Linked DNA regions of Homo sapiens: regions 2 and 3 are each linked to region 1. A link is a contact called in ENCODE Hi-C or POLR2A ChIA-PET data. All regions are on one chromosome and are shown on one strand. The core of a region is the stretch at or near the end of the contact, and the rest is flanking DNA. Distances in the headings are between cores, read along the strand shown.

The links. A loop is a pair of places that touch in the nucleus more often than their neighbours do. ChIA-PET counts read pairs that join two places held with the same protein, here RNA polymerase II (POLR2A). Pooled maps may share reads with other maps.
Region 2: a loop to region 1 is called in a map of right cardiac atrium, with 3 times the contacts of the local background. The contact joins two enhancer-like sites. A Hi-C loop is called at or near these places in 6 of 168 maps with a recorded cell type or tissue (CD4-positive, alpha-beta memory T cell, Right ventricle myocardium inferior, heart left ventricle and 2 more) and 15 of 50 pooled maps. POLR2A ChIA-PET finds 5 or more read pairs at or near these places in 2 of 52 experiments (WTC11 and activated T-cell).
Region 3: a loop to region 1 is called in a map of endometrial microvascular endothelial cells, with 7 times the contacts of the local background. The contact joins two enhancer-like sites. A Hi-C loop is called at or near these places in 1 of 168 maps with a recorded cell type or tissue (endometrial microvascular endothelial cells) and 6 of 50 pooled maps. POLR2A ChIA-PET finds 5 or more read pairs at or near these places in 2 of 52 experiments (OCI-LY7 and activated CD8-positive, alpha-beta memory T cell).

The regions. Positions count from the first base shown.
Region 1 is chr9:89,928,321-89,931,660 of GRCh38, reverse strand. No RefSeq gene overlaps it. Among named protein-coding and RNA genes, the nearest start is that of MIR4290, 94 kb to the left of the region's middle. Within about 2 kb of position 1,285, at least 6 of the 41 ENCODE cell types and tissues checked have a DNase peak (open chromatin) inside an H3K27ac peak, as active enhancers do.
Region 2 is chr9:89,755,603-89,758,575 of GRCh38, reverse strand. No RefSeq gene overlaps it. Among named protein-coding and RNA genes, the nearest start is that of LINC03062, 120 kb to the right of the region's middle. RefSeq lists enhancers at 211-710, 711-1,212. Within about 2 kb of position 1,580, at least 3 of the 41 ENCODE cell types and tissues checked have a DNase peak (open chromatin) inside an H3K27ac peak, as active enhancers do.
Region 3 is chr9:89,709,297-89,712,566 of GRCh38, reverse strand. All of the region lies in intron 5 of LINC03062 (long intergenic non-protein coding RNA 3062), which reads right to left. Among named protein-coding and RNA genes, the nearest start is that of LINC03062, 71 kb to the right of the region's middle. RefSeq lists an enhancer at 1-292. Within about 2 kb of position 1,711, at least 3 of the 41 ENCODE cell types and tissues checked have a DNase peak (open chromatin) inside an H3K27ac peak, as active enhancers do.

The sequences.
Region 1 (3,340 bases), core at 36-2,535:
AAGTTTTAATTCCAAGAGCAGTCATGCCAAAAGCCGCTGTGCAGAGGATTCTCCCTCCCACGTAGGCAAAATTTGAATTTACCTGCACTGTGGTCTTTCTGCCTCTCCTCGGAGGAGGGTCGTGCAGGTGATGGCACTCTTGCTCACAAAACAGACAAACCAAGGCAGACTCTCGGAGTCCGTGTGGGCTTTACTGGTATTCCAGACCTGAAACCCAGGTGAGACTTTAGGGCCTTGTGGAGACTAGAACCCCTCAAGAGGTACTGAGAGTGATAGAAAATGTAGAGGCACCCCAAACAGGAAGCCTGAGCTTCATGATGACTCCCCTCTTTCTTCCCTCCCCCTCTCACCCCATGCCTGCACTCTCCCCATGCTCTGCAGCTCTGTCCTCTCCCCTTCCTGCACCTCTTCCTGCTGCCATCTCTCCACCACGTTGCCCGGCCTCTGTCCTCGCCCAGGTTTCACCTGATGCCAGGGACCCCTCTGGCAGCCTGCTTACCACTAGGCCACCTTGCCCCAGACCTGCCGCTCTCTAGTCCATGCTCCATGGTGTGCGCAGAGGGATTTTTCTAACACAGAATCTTACCGTGTCACCAGGCCATTACAGACATTAATAGCTCCACATGCCCCTAGCACAGCCTCTTCCTCCCCAGGCCGGCCACTCATACTCCATTCTCAGCCACATTCTGCTCCTTGGCCTGTGGAGAGGCCATTTTCTCTGCCCAGCATAGTTTCCCTCCCTCATGTCCCTTCTTCTCTCAGTCCACACATGGATGCTTCAGCTTTCTCTCCACGCAGCCTCTGCTTCCTATGGGCCCCAGCCTTATGCTCACGAAGTGGCATTGTAACTGCTGGCCTCACCAACTCTCTGCACACCGCCTAAGGGCTGGGATTAGGTTTCTGTGCTTTGCTGCTTTTTCCTCCACAAAAAGTCCTGATGTATACTAGACATGCAAGAAAGACTAATGGAATGAATGAATGAATGGATGGATGTACTGTCAACAACGCATCGAAGCAGGTCAGTGCAAATCTATGCCCGGCTCTCCATCACCTGCCCAATCAGACCTTACTCCACAGGCCCTATACCTGAAGAAAGATGCACCACTTGTACCAAAAGTTATCAGAGTGAAACCAGGGTCTTCGTCAATAACATAGAAAAAGTAGTAGCCTCAGGGTGGCTGCTGGTTTCTAAGAGGCAGAGGAAGCACCCTGGTGCTGAGACAGACGGAGGAAGATCTGTGTGATGATTTCCGCCCGGTGTCCTTCCCGCTGCTGTCTGTGCCATACCCTTTAGGGGCTAAGGCTCCACAAACGCAGACAACAAGGAAATCACAAAGGATGACTGCCAGGAACAGGAAGTGGGTATAAAAATAGCTTCAATGGGACACAGCTGCCCCTAGACTGTGCAGCAGTAGGGGAGGGAGGGGGAGCAGACAGATATGTGTGTATATCCTGTGTGTTGTGACCAGCTGTAAATATCTGGCCCTATTTTTTTCCTACAGTGTCTCCTTTTCCATTTGGCAACCAGGAACTTGTGGCCAGAGGTGGGAGGCACCTGGGCATCAGCTTCCACCAAGAATAACATAAAAGACGTTACTGTTTCAGCAAATAAATTAACATCATCATGAATTTGTGATTCATTATTATGAATCACAAATGTTGCAAATTCGTGACCATATTCAGAGATTGAGTGTCTCAGAGGGAATATTGCAGAAATCGCAGCCAGGCTGTGCAAAACTGTGGGATGACTGAGCAGTGGACTTGCACTCTAAAACAGCCCTTCTCCCTTCCTCTGCCCCTGCTCCTTTCCCCAGCCCCTGCTCCCTTCCCCAGCCCCTGCTCCCTTCCCCAGCCCCCGCTCAGGTTGGATTTCCATTGACACTTCAAGCCTGGATGTAATAAATCAACTGCTGGTATAAGTAACAATCTGGAAGCCTTTGCTTGTGATCAAAGCAGGAGCTAGACCATTGACCTCCCCAGTATAACAAATTACCCGTAAGGCCTGAAGGCTGAAGTTTACAGCAAACCTCTGTTCCTCATTCTCCTGAGACTATCTTTAATAAGTAGCAAGACCCCTGACCCCATACTCCAGGCTGGCATATGAACGCTTACAGCTTGTCCTGTCTCTCCTAAGTGAAAGAGGTTGGACAGCATTCCACAGGCTGGGCCGGGGCACTGGTGGCTTGCTTTGTTTGATTGGGTTTCTGTCTGAAGACCCACTTTTCAGAGCCTTTGAGTCCTTGCTGACACTTTCACCATGACCACCCTAGAAGTGCCTGTGTCACCCAATGCATGGAGATGCATAGGAGAAGACCACCTATCACTTTTGCCTCAAATCTTCAGAGAGGCAACCCAAAGGGTTATTCAGGAATAGTGGGCTACATGGTGGAAAGGTCTGGGAAAGCTTCTGGGAGGCTGGAATTTGAATGTTTGCCCCTGCCTGCTTTGTGAAAAGGACCTTTAGCTGAGACTCAAAAGCTCTTTGTCAGTCTAGAACTATCTAGGACAAGCATGCAGACCACCTGGCTTATGAGGACAGCTGGGCTGGGTGCCAGAATCAGCCCCTTACTGCGGAGGGCCATGGTTCTGGACTGCGCTGTTCTATGCTCAGTTTGGTTGAGCTGAAAACTGGTCTCCTGGAATCCTTTCCTGCATGGACTGGGGACAGAGTTGGCCAAAAATGGACACTGGCCTAAGGTCTGGAAGCAGGGTGGGGCAGCTTATGTCTCTGGTGGACAGGTATGGAGGGGCTGGTGGGTGCAGCTCGTCATTGCACTCCTTTGCTCTGTATCTGGTTCTTCCCACCACCTGGCAGCTCCAGGCCACCCACAAACATCTATTGCCCAGTAGTGGTAGCTGCAGAGGCAATTGCTCTCCATAGACTCCTCCACCAGCACCGCTTGGTGGTCTCCTGCATCTGGGCACACCCAGCTTCCCAGATTTCCCTGCAAGCTCTGACTCGGCCACCCATGCCAGTGGTTCATGAGGTCTGCTTGGCGACTCTCCTAATTCTCCAACATTCTCTTCATGCCTTCACTTCCCCATCTTCTGCCCCAAGTGTGGGATTCCTGGTACCTATAGGAAACCCTTATTCCATGACCATTACTGGGGCTTTGCTCTCTTGATTGAGCCCTGACTGATGTGACTCCAAGCCCTCCAATGAGTTGGAGAAGAGACTGTGTGGGAGTGTTGGGCTTTCCCAAACCAGCCCCCTAAGTGTGAACATTCCCTGCCATCCCTCCCAGGCTCATGCTGCCCCACAGTTCCTAAAGCAAGTGTCCAAAACTGCAGGCTCCTTGAAGTTGGGTCCCCTGACTTGGACTCCTCTTGCCCAGATGGT
Region 2 (2,973 bases), core at 331-2,830, 170 kb after region 1:
GCAGAGATTGCAGTGAGCCAAGATGGCGCCATTGCACTCCAGCCTGGGCAACAAGAGTGAAACTCGGCCTCAGAAAAAAAAAAAAAATGAGTTTTCATCCTATTTTTTGAAAGCTGCACTAGGGACATTGCATATAAGAAAGAGCTCCATTGTGAAAATGTCCTATCACCTCGTAACCTTGGCAAGCCCACACTCCTACAGTCCTTCCTGTGGAAACGCAGGGGACACGGCACAGAGCCCTGGCTGGCTGCTCAGCTCAAGTGTCCCAGCCCAACCCCACCACACAGCAACTCTGCCAGCCACTCCCCAGGAAGCTCTCCAGGTATGACTGTTGCTGTGCAGCACCACTTGGGAGAAAATACCTTACATGTATAACCAAGTGAGAATTAATTTTAGAATTATTTAAGAATGTTTACATTGGAAACAGTTGTCTCTTGACCTAGGAACTGGAAAATGAGGCTGTTGTTGTCAGGGCCCATACCCCTCCATAGGCAGTGTCACCAGCAAGGGTGTGGACGCATCCTGCTCACTAGATCATCAGCCACCTATGGCCGAGAGGCGGGTCTAACCTTCCCCACGTGTGGCCAGGATGATGTCACGTGTCCCTCCAGCCCTGGAGACCACATTTCCCAGCCTCGTGGGTGGCTGGGGTGGGGAGGGGGTCCTGAGAAAGCTCTGGGAAATTGATTGTGAGCAGAAGTGACGCGCATCTTACTCAGGCTTGGCCCTGAAGCCTCCCATGGGATCCTCCATGCTGTTTTTCTCCTCATTCACCTCCTGGATTCACAGAATCCAACTGAGAAACCCAGGGCCCAGGAGGATGGCAGGGCCACGTGATGGAAGGGCCGTGGATCTCTGAGTGATGGTGTAGGGTGCAGCACCCCACCTTGACCTACAGCCAGCCCTCATGGATGGGGATGCCAGAAAGAAAGAGCTTTGGGGCTGCGGGTGGAAGCCGATTCCCTGGACCAATACATCACAGCATCTGCCAAGCCCCTGCCAGGGACTCCAAAAACCTGTGTTGAATGGACAAAATCACCAAGTGAGTAGAACACGAAAAGATTTCCTGACAAAAGAGTTGAGAACGAAATGGCCCTGTGCCCAGATGTGGGTCCATAGGGCAAATGACCCCACTTAAGGTGTCAGGTATCCAGCTCAGTTCCTGAAGCTGGATTGGTGACCAGGGCACCCAGCTGCAGTCCCAGCAGGACCTGCTTCCACTAATCCCAGGCACAAGAGACCTGGGGGACATTCTCAACCTTAAGGAAGCAGTGAAGCGGCCTGGAACCATGTGCCTAGTTCTGTGCTCACTCTACCCCACCCGACCAGGGTGAGACGCACACAGGAAGGCACAGACTGACCTGTGGTCTTGTAAGAGCCAACCATAGGCTCTTTCCTCAGGGAACAGGGCCCAGCGAGGGGGTGGCACTAAGCTTGCTCTAGTTGGCAAAACTCCACCAACCTCCAACACACGCTGTCCTCGCCTCACCTCCAGCCCAGTCAGCATAACCTTTAGACCACAAACTTTGTCAAAGGTTACACACACAGCACACAGGCCTGGCTTGCCAGGGAGGGACAGGCAGCAAGCCAGTGGCTTTTGCCAGCAGTCCCAGCCAAACCTTTGTGACAGGACACTGTAGAAGGTGACTCCTGGGACAGAATAGATAGTGTGGTAAGGGTACAAGTGAATTGATGCATTCAAGGGCTGTTTCGAGTCCTGGGGGTGCAGAGATGGAGAGACTCCCTGAGGAGTTTGCAGCTGAGAGGGAAAACCTCACCAACAGACCACTGCAACTGGCACAAGCGAGCACCGCCAGGCATGCATGTGCCCTGTGACATCAGAGCACAGAGGAAAGAATACGCAAAAGGTGGTCAGGGGAGGCTTCTGGAGAAGGTGTGGTTTGCATTGTGGGTGCCCTGCTAGCCTGACCTTGGGTCTCTGTTTTCCCACAGAGCTGCAGGCCCTACTGCAATGCCGGGCTCTGCCTGAGGATGCTCCCTGCACACTCCACTCAGCCTCTCCGGGTGGGTTCGGGAACTGATTGAGAGCCTGCCTGGGCAACAAAGCTGGTGATGGGAGGCACTGCAGAAGTCAGAGGGTAATCTCCCCAGCTTCTTAGCCTCCAGAGAAGACAACACCAAAGCCAGTTCTGCGCTTGCCCTTGAGGTCTCCAGGGACTGTGCCCCAGTGTCCAGTGGTGACAGCTCATCACATATAGCATGCACGTCCTACACTTGCCAGCACTTCCTGGAATAACTTCAAGAAGAAACCTTTGGAATCAGAGGAAACCCTTGGAGTCAAAGGAAAACCTTGGAATCGAACTTGTTGCAGGAACACAGATGACGGAGGAGGGAACACCCAGAAGAGAGTGAGAGTGTCAGAGGTTGGGGACCCGGCGCACACAGTCCTCGCATATGAAACAGCATCTGGTATATGAGAAACAGCTCAGGGCTTCTCCGCAGCCAGGGCTGTGTGGCTGAGAAGTAGGCAAGGGGCATGTCACAAAGAGGCTGGTGTGCACACTGCCATTTCACCCATGTGTATTACGAAAGCATCCATCCAAAGATGTGTGCAAGGAGGCACATAGCAGCTTTGTTACTCACTATTGCCAGCTGGAAAGCATCCAGGCATCCATCAACAGCGCAGCACTACCTCTGTATGCTGGAACACTCCTCAGCAATTAAAAGGAGCCAACTGCAGATGCATGTAATCGGCCACACAGATGAATCAATAAACCGGAAGCGTGTATACTCTACGATTCCGTTTATACGAATTTCCAGAAAAGGCAAAGCTAAGCTATGTTGACAAAATGCTGCCAGTGTTATCTTTGGGGAGTTGAAGGTGGGGATTGGCTGGGAAGGGGCAGAAGGGAACTTTCTAGGGCAATGGTGATGCCCTATATCTCTATAGAATTTGGATTATGGAAGCGGATGCATTTGCCTAAATACATCAGATTGTTCTGTTAATATATG
Region 3 (3,270 bases), core at 462-2,961, 220 kb after region 1:
ACCCAGAGAACCCTCAAGTTCTCCAAAGAGCTGCCTGCTCACCTTCTGTGAGGCATGGGCATGGAGCTGTGCTTCTGCCCCACGTGTGCTCCAACAGTAGCTCTGGCCGCGGAGGGAGGAGGGAGCCCAGGGACTTTGTGACACTGTTTTTCACCGTAAGCTTCCTTAAACAAACAACATTGCCACGAGCCAGAATTAATTGAACCCACATGCCAGTGTTCTGAGTGGCTGCCTCTATGTGTATGTGTGTATAGAGATATGTAGGTGTGCATGTGTGTGCATATATATGTGTACTGTGTACTTGCATATCATGTGTACATGTGCATTCTGTGGTGTGCTTGTATGTGCATATGTGTGTGAGTGTATATGCATTGTGTGCATATATGTGTGTGTGTATGTGTAGTGTATGTGCATGCATGTATATATGTGGGTATGTACATAGGTATGTGTGGATGTGGCTGAATGTGTGTATGTATGAGGGTGTGTGAATGGGTGTGTAGGTGCATGCATGTACATGGGGGTTGGGCACGTGTGTGGGTGTGTAGTGTGTGTGGATGTGCATACATATGCGTATGTGGGTGTATTGTGGATGTACCTGTGTGTGTGTATGCATGTGTGCATGGGGGGTATGTACATGGGTGTGTAGTGAGTGGCGTGTGTGCGCATATGTGTGCGTGTGTACAGAGGTATTGGTCTAGTCCTCCCCAGCGTGCTGAGCCATCGCTCAGGGCTAGCAGTCACTGCTGGGCTATGTGTTCTGCACTAAATCGTCACAAACAAACAATGTTCCCAATTTACAGATGAGAAATCCAAGGCACAAGGAGGTGAAGTCCCTCACCTAGGCCATGGGGACAGCTATACAGCTTGGGTGGTGACACAGACCTGTGTTGAGATCCCTGGCCTGCCACAGCCTGGCCAAATGGCTCGCCTTTCCTTTACCCCTCCTTGGTAATGTGAGGACAAACTGCTCACCTGCAGGACCTGTGGGGAATCTGAGAGCTCTCGTGTGGGGAGAAGCTTGCCTGGTGTCTGAGAGAGCAAGTGCCCCTCCTCGTTCACTCACAGGAACTTCCTGCACACCTACTCTGTGCCCGGCATCACGCTGGTGCCATAAATCCAGCTCCTGGAAGCAGAGCTCAAGCATGGATTCATGTGATTTCTAAAGGGTTTGCTCCTGGATAGCAAAAATGGAGGGAGAGGTGTGGGGCAGGGAAGGGGAAGAGGCCAGGGTACAAGTTCAGTAAGAGCCCCAGCCCCTACCTGATCTCACCTGCAGCATCGATCGACAATGAATGTTTAAGCTGTGACGTGGTTGTTTAAGCTGCCTTGAATGGTCCGTGGTGCTCGTTGCAGAGACCCTAGCAGATGAAGACAACCCCAGGCCCCCAGAGCAAAGGGAAAGCAAGGCCTCTCATCCTCGCTGCCTGGACTCCCCCGACCGGGCACTCCATCTCCCCAGGAAGGAGTGTGGGGAAACAGCCCCGTCTACACTGGGGACAACCCACTTCCAGAAGCCCCTGTCCAATACTTTTACCCTTGATTTTTCAGCCTGGAGCATTTTATAGGAAATATAATCCACATGGCATTGAGTCACTGGGCCTGAGCTCAGCAAAAGTTGTTTTGTAAGAAATGTTTTCTATCCACCAGAGGCCTCTTTTCTTAGAAACAGGAAGTCATTTTTAGCCAAGAATAAACAAGCTTGACACTAAGCAGGTTAGTTTTTCACACAAAGCCCCTGACGGACTTTGTGGACTTCTTAGTCATAGGTTGGATTTCCTTTTCGGACTCTTTTCTTTTGACTCTTGACTGTTGAAATAAGATGAGTTCGCACTGGACCTACTGCCCACGGGACCCCCACCAAGCCACCACGCGAACATGGCGTGCATGGCCCAGGGTAGCAGCAGAGGCCACGTGACTTCAGCAGGCCCGATAACACTAACAGCTACCATTGACGGGGGTACCAGTACTTGGTGGCAGCATGCTGTAATCGTAAAGAAAATGAGCTGTAGATTTCTGAGCTCATCACTCAACCTCTCTAAAGGCCACAATCCATGTCTATAAAGAAATGTGGACAACCAACTGACAAGCTCGTTGTCAGAATTCAAAAAACCAGTGTCAATGTGCACGCCCATCTCAGTGCAATGCCTGGCATGGAGCACATGCTTGATAAAGGGTAAGTAATGTCACTACTGGAGGTCACATGAGATTCACCAACAGAGAGAACAGGGGCGGGAAAGGGGCTCTTTCACATTTGTTTTAATCCCTAGAACCCAGTGCTGTTACTGGCATGTGGTAGGAATGTCATTTACTATGCGTTGAATGAAAAGAATAAATGAGGATACAGACGCAGTCTGCTCCTAAATATTTAACAGCAATCCTGGCTACTTAGGCTTCTCCCTCCAAACGTATTGCTTCTTCAGCTAAGACAGCAGAAGAGGTGATTTAGTCTACGGTTGTTATACTCGGCCACAAGTGAACACAGAAATAGTCCAGAGTGTCACAGGTCCAGGGCAAAGGACTAACATGGACAGTTATGGACATGAGCAAGGTGGGTCTCAGAGGTGGTCTTGGCGATCAGATGGCGATGAAGTTCTAGATGCATTGAAACAAGCTCTAGACAGTAGCATGCAGTCCAACAACTTGTACCAGCATCTCCAGCCTCTGGCATTCATGTTTCTGCTCCTGGCACCTCCATGGGTGCAAAAACCTAGCGGTTTACTTGGACCTCTGCCTCATCTTTCTTCCTTTGAGCTTCAGTCTGTGCTTTTGCTTCTTTCTCCACTTGGCTCTCGCGGTGCAGAGGTTTCCAAGAAGATGGCACTAAGGCCAAGAGACGTATTGCTTTGATATTAATCAGATAGAGTTTATATCCCTGTCAAACTCAACAGGAAAGTTTCATGGTTTTTTTTTTTCCACTTTAGCATGGATGTTCCAGGTGATGGAACCCAACTGTGGGTTATTTAGACAAGGCTCTTGCTTCCAATCCACTGGAGTGGGCGAAAGAAAGAAAGAAAGAGAGAAAGAGAGAAAGAAAAGACAAGAAAGAAGGAAAGAAAGAAAGAAAGAAAGAAAGAAAGAAGAAAGAAAGAAAGAAAGAAAGAAAAGAAAGAAAGAAAGAAAGAGAAAGAAGGAAAAAAAGAAAAAGAAGTGGAAGAAGTGGAAGCAATGACCTCAGGTGAGTCTGAAGCGGCAGGTTGCATTTTCCAAAGATGGCTGAATAACATCTAGCATCCCACTGTCTCTTCCGCGGTGTGGCCTTGCCAGTCCCTT